Linked DNA regions of Mus musculus: region 1 is linked to region 2. A link is a loop called in an ENCODE intact Hi-C map of the cell type or tissue named here. Cell type or tissue: heart. All regions are shown on one strand. Each heading gives the region's core, and the rest is flanking DNA. Links, peaks and the distances in the headings are about the cores only. Region 1 has its middle 11 kb from the start of Cldn11. Region 2 holds the start of Gpr160 (G protein-coupled receptor 160).

The links. Peaks named below come from ENCODE experiments on the same cell type or tissue, not always from the same donor. Only the 100,000 strongest peaks of a DNase experiment are listed, where the experiment ranks them.
Region 1: it touches region 2 in a loop (2.2-fold over the local background); 6 of 42 quality-filtered maps call a loop at or near these places.

Annotation. Positions count from the first base shown.
Region 1 is chr3:31,135,899-31,141,279 of GRCm38, forward strand. No RefSeq gene overlaps it. Among named protein-coding and RNA genes, the nearest start is that of Cldn11, 11 kb to the right of the region's middle. In heart, for the core only: CTCF peaks have their summits at 2,760 (motif pointing left) and 3,335 (motif pointing left); no DNase peak of the experiment used is centred there.
Region 2 is chr3:30,852,816-30,858,196 of GRCm38, forward strand. It overlaps Gpr160 (G protein-coupled receptor 160), which reads left to right and starts at 3,135. Exons shown (of 4, transcript NM_001134385.2): 1 at 3,135-3,430. Gm42199 (a long non-coding RNA gene) reads right to left here and starts at 2,994. Exons shown (of 3, transcript XR_880730.3): 1 at 2,804-2,994; 2 at 1,319-1,663. In heart, for the core only: a CTCF peak has its summit at 2,876 (motif pointing right); a DNase peak (open chromatin) is centred at 2,896; H3K4me3 peaks cover 1,306 bases; H3K27ac peaks cover 917 bases; H3K27me3 peaks cover 2,135 bases.

The DNA.
Region 1 (5,381 bases), core at 286-5,285, 280 kb after region 2:
CTAGACTGGCTGGCTATCAATCCCCCAGAATCTGTTAACTTTTTGCATGGGTGCTAAGATCTGAACACGGGTTCTCATGCTTGGACAGCAAAATTTCATCCACTGAACCATCCCCCAGCCTGGACGACATGTTTTGGTAGGAGAATTTACAAGGCTCTATGGTTAACACTTTAGAACTCATTAGGAAGAAGCAGGAAGGCCATTTTGTAGGAGAGTCTTGGGTCTTAAATGGCGGAACTAACGGGAAAATCCATTCCCTGCATGGCAGAGAGCTAAGAATGCAGCACTGAAGAAGCTTGGCAGCCTTGGTGAGGAGTGACCTAAGAGGTCGGCTGGGTGGCAGCCTTGGTGAGGAGTGATCCAAGAGGTCAGCTGGGTGGCAGCCTTGGTGTGGAGTGACCCAAGAGGTCAGCTGGGTTACAGCCTTGGTGAGGAGTGACCCAGGAGGTCGGCTGTGTGACAGCCTTGGTGAGGTGTGACCCAAGAGGTCGGCTGGGTGACAGCCTTGGTGAGGTGTGACCCAAGAGGTCAGCTGGGTGACAGCCTTGGTGAGGAGTGACCCAAGAGGTCGGCTGGGTGACAGCCTTGGTGAGGAGTGACCCAAGAGGTCGGCTGGGTGACAGCCTTGGTGTGGAGTGACCCAAGAGGTCGGCTGGGTGACAGCCTTGGTGAGGTGTGACCCAAGAGGTCGGCTAGGTGACAGCCTTGGTGAGGTGTGACCCAAGAGGTCGGCTGGGTGGCAGCCTTGGTGAGGAGTGACCCAAGAGGTCGGCTGGGTGGCAGCCTTGGTGAGGAGTGACCCAAGAGGTCGGCTGGGTGGCAGCCTTGGTGAGGTGTGACCCAAGAGGTCGGCTGGGTGACACCCAAGAGGTCAGCTGGGCAGCAACCTTGGTGAGGAGTGGCCCAACAGTTTAGCTGGATGACAGCCTTGGTGTGGAGTGACCCAAGAGGTCTGCTGGGTGACAGCCTTGGTACAGAGTGACCCAAGAGGTCTGATGGGTGTTGGCTGGGAGAGGGGTCTGCACAACTGAATTGTTTGCAATGTTGTGTCATGAAGGCCTTCTGGGAATCTTGTTTCCTTAGGTTTTTTGTTTTTGTTTTTACCGTTGTTGTTTTGTTTTGAGACAAGATCTTATTGTATAGCTTTGGCTGGTCTCAAATTCACCCTGTCTTCAGAGCTCTGGGATTAAACGTATGTGCCACTATGTTCTGCATATCCTTAGTTTGTTTGTTTGTTTGTTTGTTTGTTTATTATATGTAAGTACACTGTAGCTGTCTTCAGACACTCCAGAAGAGGGAGTCAGATCCCATTACAGATGGTTGTGAGCCACCATGTGGTTGCTGGGATTTGAACTCCGGTCCTTTGGAAGAGCAGTTGGGTGCTCTTACCCACTGAGCCATCTCACCAGCCCAGTATTTTTTTTTAAGTCCTATTTTACTTTTAGTTGCGTGTTTCTGTGTGTGAGTATGTGTACTCCATTTCAGTGTCTATGGTGTGGGATTCCTGTAGCTGGGGTTATAGGCAGGTGTGAGCTGCTGGACTTGGGTGCTGGGATCTGAACTCAGCAAGGGCAGCAAGTGTTCTTCACTGCTGAGCCGTGTCTCCAGCCCCATCCTCCAGTTTTGAACCATGTCTACCCTATTATGGAGGAAGACTGTAACGCAGTAGGGGTGACTGTTGGGCTGGGAAGATAGCCCAGCAGCAGACAACTTGCTTCTATGTCTAACCATCTAGGGTCCATCCCTAGCTGGGGAGGGGAATGATGGCTGCATGACATCTGAGGGTATGAGTCTCTCCTAGACTTACATGCTAACAAACATTGAACATTGTGTGTATGAATGTGTGTGTGATGTGTATATGGTGTGTGTGTACATGTGTGTATGTAGTCTATGTGTGTGTATATATAGTGTGTATGTGTATATGGTGTGTGTAAGTGATATGTATGTGTGTGTATGTATAGTCCATGTGTGTGTATATATGTGTGTACAGATAGTGTGTGTGTAGTGTGTATGTGTATATGGTGTGTGTGATAACATGTGTGTGGAAGCCAAGGGATACTCTATGAGAATCAATTCTCTCCTTTTACCATTATGCATCCAGGAATGAGGCACGGTGATGAGTATCTTTGCCCATGGAGCCATCTCATCAGTCCACAGACATTTACAAATGATTAAAGTATCTCACACTTAAATATTAAGAGAATTTCCTATTTATCAAGACACCTTATGTTTCTTATTAGCAAATGTCTAAGAAGCCCAAAAGAACCTGGCAGTGGTGGTGCATGCCTTTAATCCCAACGGTCTGCTTCCCAAGGAGAAAGAGGCAGGCAGGTCTCTGAGTTCAAGGTCAGCCTATTTGACAGAGTGAGTTACTGGACCGGCAGGGCTACCCGGAGAAACCCCGTTTGGAAAAACCAATGAAACGAAACAAAACAAACAAACAAACAACGACAACAACAACAAAACCCAGCAGCAGCAGCAACAATGGCAGTAGCAGCAAGAGAACAAAACACCCTAATCTCACTGCTCAAAGGAACTATTTGTTAAATTGTAGTATGTATTCTCCGAATATGTGTCGATGGATTTTAAAAAGTCCCCGATTGTACAGATGTATTGAAATTATTTTTAGTAGTGTGCACTTTGAATATGATAGTGTGGGCTGAGATAGCTCAGTGGGGAAGAGCGGCTGCTGCTGTTTCAGGCAGCAGGGTTCAGTTCCTTGCATTCAGGTCAGGAGGCTACAAGTTCCTGTAGCTCTAGTTCCGGAACTCTGGTGCCCTCTTCTGGCCTCCTTGGGCACCTGCACACATCTGTGCATACATGAACATAAGACGTACACAAATACACTTAAAATAAAAATAAGAGGATATTTTACAACATATCTAGTGTTTTTTTATTGGATATATTCTTTATTTACATTTCAAATGTTATCCCCTTTCCTGGTTTCCCCTCCGAGAACTCCCTATGCCCTCCTCTCAACATATCTAGTTCTTAATTGACCCTTTATTGAGATGTAAATCACAAAACCCATTAACTGATTTTTTTTTTTTTTTTTTTTTTTTTACAAATTTCTTAGATAATGTTACAGAAGTTGGGTCAAAAAATATGTGTATTTTAAATCTTTTGGCTCTAGCTTGTCCAACTACTCTGGAGAAGAGTTTGCCAGGGAAGCTGGTAATATTTTGTTAACACTTCTTTGCCTAAGTTATTTTATTTTATTTTTTTTCGAGACAGGGTTTCTCTGTGTAGCCCTGGCTGTCCTGGCTGCCTAAGTTATTTTAAAGTCGTTTTTAACTAGTAGCAATGGGAGTCTATGAGCGCCCTCTAGTGGCCAACTTAAGTTTTGCAAGGATTTTTCTTCTGTGGAATTAAGCTTGGCGTGTAAAATCTTCACAGAGAGCTATCTTGGCTGTTTAAAGGTCTTTTTCTCAGCCAGGCTTGGTGGTGCATGCCTTTAACTTAAGCACTTGCAAAGCAGAGGGAGGTGGATCTCTGATTTTGTGGCTAGCCTGGATCGAGTTCCGGGACAGTCAAGGCTACACAAAGAAATCCTGTGTCCAAAAATCAAAGTGAAGACCCTTTCTTGTAGTTGGAGCAATAAGGTGCTTTCATTTCAAACTCTGATTTTGTAGTGGGTAATGAAATATTTTAAATTTCTGTTGTGTCACATAAAAAAGTGCCCAATTTTGGGGCTGTAGCGAAAAGGGAAGTGGGGAACAAGGAAAAAAACAGTGCCCATTTTTAGTAACAAATTTAGAACCAACCAACTAACCTTTTGTTGAACTAGTACTTATTGATCACCCACTATGGTTTTACATATTATCTACTTCATGTTCGCACACACACACATACACACAGAGATACACATACATACACACATATGCAGACACACACAGACACACATGCACATACATACACACTAACACACACAGACACACATGCACATACACACACACACATGCACATACATACACACTAACATACACACAACACACATGCACATACATACACACATACTAACACACACAGATACACATGCACATACATACACACAGACACACATGCACATACATACACACTAACATACACACAGATACACATATACATACATACACACTAACACATACACACACAGACACATGCACATACATACACACTAACATGCACACAGATACACATATACATATATACACACTCACACATACACACACAGACACATGCACATACATACACACTAACATGCACACAGACACACTAACACATACATACACACTAACACACATACATATACACTAACACAAACACACAAACACACATGCACATACATACACACTCACGCAGACACATGCACATACATACACACACAGACACACATGCACATACATGCACACCCCCATGTGTTGTGATGAGGGAACAGCTCTCTTGGGTTGGTTCTCTCCTTCTATTTTATGGGCCCCATGATCAAACTCGGGTCATCAGGTTTGGCAGTGTGTGTCCTTACCTGCTGTACCATCTTGCAGGCCTAGTATCCACTTCTTCTTTTTAATTCATCTCCTTTTTAAAAAAAGATTTATTTATTTATCATATGTAAGTACACTGTAGCTGTCTTCAGACACCCCAGAAGAGGGCACCAGATCTCATCACGGATGGTTGTGAACCACCATGTGGTTGCTGGGATTTGAACTCAGGACCTTTGGAAAAGCAGACGGTGCTCTTAACCACTGAGCCATCTCTCCAGCCCTCATCTACTTCTTAATTGTCTTGTTTTGGAGGTGGTGTTCATGACAGGTTTCTAATAACCCTGCAGTAATGTCTCCTTGGTTCTTGGTGCCCAAGCACTCAAGATAACCTATTAAAGTAGAATAATGGTTTGCGTAAGAAACAGAAGGAAGAAGTTACAGACATGATGGGCCATGCCTGGAGTCCTAGTATAGAGAGTCTGAGAAAGGAGGATTGCCAGTTAGAAGCCAGCCTGGCTTACATAAGGAGACTCAATCCTGGAAAAAAGCAAAGCAAAGAAGATACAGAAAAAGCCATCAAAAGCCCCTCTTCCTATTCTTTAAAAACAGAACAGCTATGTAGTATTAATAACAGAATTTCTTGTTTCCAAAGACTTGTTTTTGTTTTAAGTTATGTGTGCCCATGGATGTGTGCACACGTGGGCAGGAGCATTAAACTTCCCCAGAGCTGGGTTACAGGAGGTTGTGAGTTCCCTGATAATGATGCTGGGAACAGAACTCAGGTGCCCTGCAAGAGCCGTAAGTGCTCTCACGCTGGGGCCAGCTCTCAGAGTGTATTCTTTCTAAATCACGCACGGAGTGAACTCCCCGGAGCATGTGATGCTTTGGTCACGCTATAACACATATGTTTTCAGTAAAAGG
Region 2 (5,381 bases), core at 313-5,312:
TCCTACCTGCTCCTGTACCGTGCACTTTACCATCACAGGCACTTGCCCTGACCCCAACTACTCGTTTCTCCTTATAACCCTGCCATTTCAGCTATCCTTGAGCTCTTCTGCCCCTCTCTTGGTCCTTTCTTTGTCTCCTCCTTGCCAGCCCCTTCTCGTAAGGCCTCGTCCGATGTCTATATTCGGTGAACAATTTTCTCTCTGCTCTGGGCTCTTCCGGATGCTTCTGGATGCTCTCTCCTTCATACCTACAATAAAACCTTCCTCTCAACCATACCCTGGAATGAGTCCTGGCCCCAGTTTATGAAAATATGTGATGCTGAATTCTGCTAGAGGAACATTTGGTAGAGGGTGGAAACTAGATACCAATGGTTAATGATAAATCACTTTCATATGCCACATACTGTGTATCACGGGCTTTTTTATGATAGCTTTTGATTTACAAAGCCTAATTTCCCAACATATGCAAGATCATTGGCTAATATAACAATATAACCTACCAAGATGAAACTTGAACCGGTCTTTTTTTCTTTTTTCTTTTCTTTTTCTTTCTTTTTTTTTTTTTTTTTTTTTGGTTTTTCGAGACAGGGTTTCTCTGTGTAGCCCTGGCTGTCCTGGGACTCACTTTGTAGACCAGGCTGGCCTCGAACTCAGAAATCCACCTGCCTCTGCCTCCCAAGTGGTGGGATTAAAGGCGTGCGCCATCACCGCCCGGTGAACCTATCATTTCTTATGCTTGGGGAGAAAAACGTCTCTCCCTGGGATGACACCCTTTTAGGTAAGGTGCCTAGAATAATTTTTAGCCTTGTCTTCTGAAAGAACAGTGTATCTGCTGCTACGGAACTATCCTGACTGTGAGTTAAACGAGGAAGGAATTTTTATTTTCCCCTGTAAGGAGAAGCCTGAACATAGCATATCAGGGCGGGCAAAGTCCCTTTTTTTCTGCCTTCCTCAGCAAATCCTACCGGCATGCACCACCACAACCGGTGTCCCTTTTTTCTGTGAAGTGTTGCTCTTGGTCTACAATTCCTATTTCACCCCCAGCTCCCAGCAAGAAGGAAACTAGAGAGAGAGGAGGAGGTCCTCAGCAAGAGTGCCAGGCTTCCCAGGACTTTCCTGCTGCATCTCCCCAGCAGCTGCATCTGCTACACTTTAGCTTGGTAAATTACCTCCCTGAAGAAGAATAGGACTTTCCAAGAAGTTAAAGTGAGGAATTATTGAGACAGTATGTGTCTCTGGTAGACATCTGACAATTTAGAGGTAGGAGAATTGGGATGAAAACCTCTGATGTGGGTTTCCAGAAGCTCTGGATTCCTACCTCAGTTCATGTCTTTATTCCCGTGACAAAGAACCTCACAAAAGCAACTTCAGGCAGGAAGGGCTTCTTCAGGCTACAGTGGCTGCCAAGGCAGGTGACGGGAGAGGGGCCAGCTGCTGTCAGGTAACAGAGAGACAGAAGCTCAGCTCCATTTCTCCCTTTCATTTGATCCAAGACCCTGGTCTGCAAGGACGGTGCTGCCGACATTCAAGATGGGTTTCTCACCTACATGAACTTCTCAGGAAATGGCCTCCCAGATACATCCAGAAGTGTGTTTCCATGGTGACTCCAAACCAATCAAGTTGGAGGGCAGGTTAGCCATCATAGCACTTTTCTGAATGAATTCTGTCAAAAGGGAGACAGAAGAGGCCTTGGGCTCACCTTCAGTTCCATTATTACAGAAGAGGAGAAACTGAGACGCAATGGGTCTGCCAAAATCTCGCCAACAGCTCTCCAGACAGGAGCCTCCTGGAATCTGGTATGTAGTCGTCCCAACACCTCTAGATGGGAAAGGTCTCGGGACAGCTATTAATAATACATTTGGGGATGGAAGAAGAGAGTGGGCTCAGCCTCCTGGACCATTGAGAAAGGCACTGGGAGAGTGTAGGCTGGCTCCTAGGAGCTACCGCTCCAGCCCTCTTCTAGCAAGGCACCACTCCACCGAAGGATGGCACTGCCTGCTCTGTCAAGCCTAGCAGGCAAGGTTGTTGTACAGTTAGTTAGTTTAGAGAGATGTATGGCTGGCTCTGTTTGATGTTCACACTCCAGAGATGGTGGCTGCTGTTTTTTTTAGACCCATGAACTAACTGCATACCTACTATTGTTCCTTCCCTCCTTCTCCACAAAAGGGATTCCCCCAGCCATTTCTGGCAATCTTCCATCTCTGCCCCTGGGGAGCTCTGGGCTGAAGCACCTCACAACCTCACTGGATTTCATCATTTCTCCTTTCTTCCAGGATGTTTCCTCTGAGCTGGGAGATGGGCACACCCCAGTTCCCCTTACAGCCCATATTTAACAGCCAGGGTACCTTTACTGCCCTGTCAGGCCATTTCTGAGTTCCTGGCAAGGTCAGTTCAGCCCCAGCGGGAGGTGGAAAGGCCTAGACTACAATTCCACTCATGGATCCCCTTAGAGAGCAGTGGGAAACAAGCAAGCTTGCCATGTGCTAAATGTTTAAATAACTAACAGGCCATAGGCTCTCAACAAATATTTGCTGAGTTAATACAGGCCGGCAAAGAAAGAAATGCAATATATGTTATCGCAGACTTTAATTTTGAAAAATCAGAATTTATAGTGCACTAAGGTAACTGCTTAGTGGCTCAAGTCTTGTGGTCTTGGGAGCATATTCGTCTGCAGACTGAAAGGTAAACTTGAGAAACTAGCTACAGAGCAAGAGGTGGTGGGTGACACAACGGCAGTTAGGAGCATTTCAAACTGGGATTAGATCCTCAAAGCCTGACACACTAGGAAAGAGTTTCCCCTCACCCTGCAACTCCTGCAATCTTCTGCCTACTCAGTCGGTCAACTCGGTCGCCTCTTGTCGCCCAACCCGCAGGGGGCGTCCTACGCACTGTCAACTCGGAAGTGCCCGCATGCAAGCTGTTTTTTCCAGTATGAGCTAGATGGAAGACCACAGTGTGGAGTCACGCACCTTACCCTGAGCAGTCTGGGCCTGACTACTGAAAGAAAAGAAGAGCATCCGGATTACTCCCGCAGTAACCAAAGACAGGAGGCGGGGCGGGGCGAGCGGAGGTGAGCCTCGCGTGGCCCCGCCCCTCGAGGGGACTCACCTGGGGCGGGCGGGGCGTGGGTGGGCGGGGCGAGCGGAGGTGAGCGACGCGCGGACCTGCCGCTCAGGCAGTTACGGAGGTTGGTGGCTTTTGGCTACTCACGCTACGCCAGGGACTGAGGAGTGCCAGCTGAGGTGAGCGCACGACTCGTGGAGGCCACTGGCCGGTCGCGTCGCGACGAGGCTTCCCTTCCTAGGACTCGGGGTGACGCTGCGGTGCGGAGCGGGAAGCCACCGCCGACGTCTGTGGCGGACGAGGGCAGTGTCCCACGGGCGCCCGGTTCCCCCGGGGCGGCTCCCAGCCTTCTGCAGCAGGCAGAGAGGTGAGGTGGGTGTGTGGCGTTCCTCGCGGACTTCCCGGCACTTGCGGGCACTTGCAGGGCGGTTGAACCCTGCCCGGGCGCACCGGGTCACTGCTGCTCTGCAAGGGCGGTTGGTACTGGAGCGGGGCGGCTGGCTCGGGGACCCGCCCTGGGGAGCGAGGCTTAAGCAACTTCTCTCCTTCTGCGGTGGTGGCCAAACGGTGGCAACCCTCCACCATGTCCCTGTTCCCCTTCGTCTCCAACTTGTGCAAATGATCTGATTAGGGCGTTGTTCCTTAGATCCCAGAGGTAGATCATGCCCACAGTGACAGAGGACACGCGAAAAGTGGTGCTTTATATTTATGAATGTATGCTAGCACATATTGGCATGACCTATACCTAGCATTTCCTTGTGAGTCAAGTTTTTAAGTTAACAGGTTACCTCCTATGAGAATGCCAAGTAAAATGAGAGCCCTAACAGCAAAACTTGTGGAACTTGACTGTGCCCTGGTTTTGGAATGTTCTGGATTTTGAGGAAATATTTTTAGTTTTTGAAAGGGTATCATAATTACATTTTACCATTTTAAAACATTTCTCTCTGTGTGTCTGTCTGTGTTCTGTCTTCCTGTGTGCACACACGTAAAAGAGGACAGCTTTCAGGAATAGTCTCCTCGTGTGTCAGTAGTTGCATCTCAGGTATTCTGACTTCTGGCAAGAGTCCTTAGCCCCTGTGCCATTTTGGCTGGCTCCATAATTAGATTACTTAAAAAACTGATCTTTTAGAATAACTGACTGAAGTTAAAATGTAAACTGAGGATTTGTTTCATTTTGGGGGTCTGGAGCACACTGGGCTATGAGAGATTGACAGTCAAAGAGGGATTTTAGGAATGCAAGTCCTTTCTCTGTCTAGTTTTGCAATTGTTTGATATTTCCCTTTAAAAGTTGCAACACTACCTTTTTTTTCCCCCAGAAGGTTAGTCACCACAGGTGATTCTAGTTTCAGATTCTATATCATATATAATTATGTTTCATAAATTGGATGTGAATACTGCCTCATCAGACTGATCAGAAAGGTCACAGTTTCTGCCCCGCCTCCCTCTAACACACACAAGAAGGCACACGGCACACGTGTATGTTAAATAGATTGAGTGGATGCTGGCTCAGCTTTTTTCACACACACACACACACACACACACACACACACACACACAGAGAGAGAGAGAGAGAGAGAGAGAGAGAGAGAGAGAGAGAGAGAGAGAGAGAGAGAGAGAGAACAAACAAACAGGGTTAGGTTGCCTCCAGTCAGGCAGTTTTGTATCAAATGTGTTAGCACTTTTTCCAATGGCTCAAATCCCTTCTAAGTTATACTCAGCAGAAAAACAGGCCCAGGCTTCCGGTGTGGCTCAGCAGTAGAGCATTTGCCTGACATGCTCCAGGGCCTGGGTTGGGTCTCCAGGACCCCTCAGCTCCCCAAAAGAGACCAGAGTGAACATTCATATGGTCTGCTTGTATTGTCATATGTGCCTCTGTAATATTCTGTATGTCAAAAGTTTATTCAATGATGACGACAGCCTAAAATGAACGGGGATGTACTTAATCCTTGAAAAAAGATCTGTATTGTTTTCTATATTTACTCCACTTTGCTTCCAGGATCATGAAACAAATACCCAGCAAAGAGCTGACTCCTGCAGTGTCTCATGGTCCACACCATGCTTTTCTTTTTATCTGTGTGGAGAGATATTTGTGTTCATCTAACTTAGTTCTTTTGCTTTGAGTTTTAACCTGTAACTCTTAGTATGTTCTATCATGTTTGCCTGGCAGACTGTGAAAGTCTAAGGTTCCCAAGAGGGAAGAGTTGAAGTCTGGGAAAACAAAGAAAGGGATACAGACTCCTGAAAGATAAACCTATGTACTAAGTAACTTCACTGCAACTGAACGTGATATTCCTTTTTGTTTAAAGAAAGGCACCACA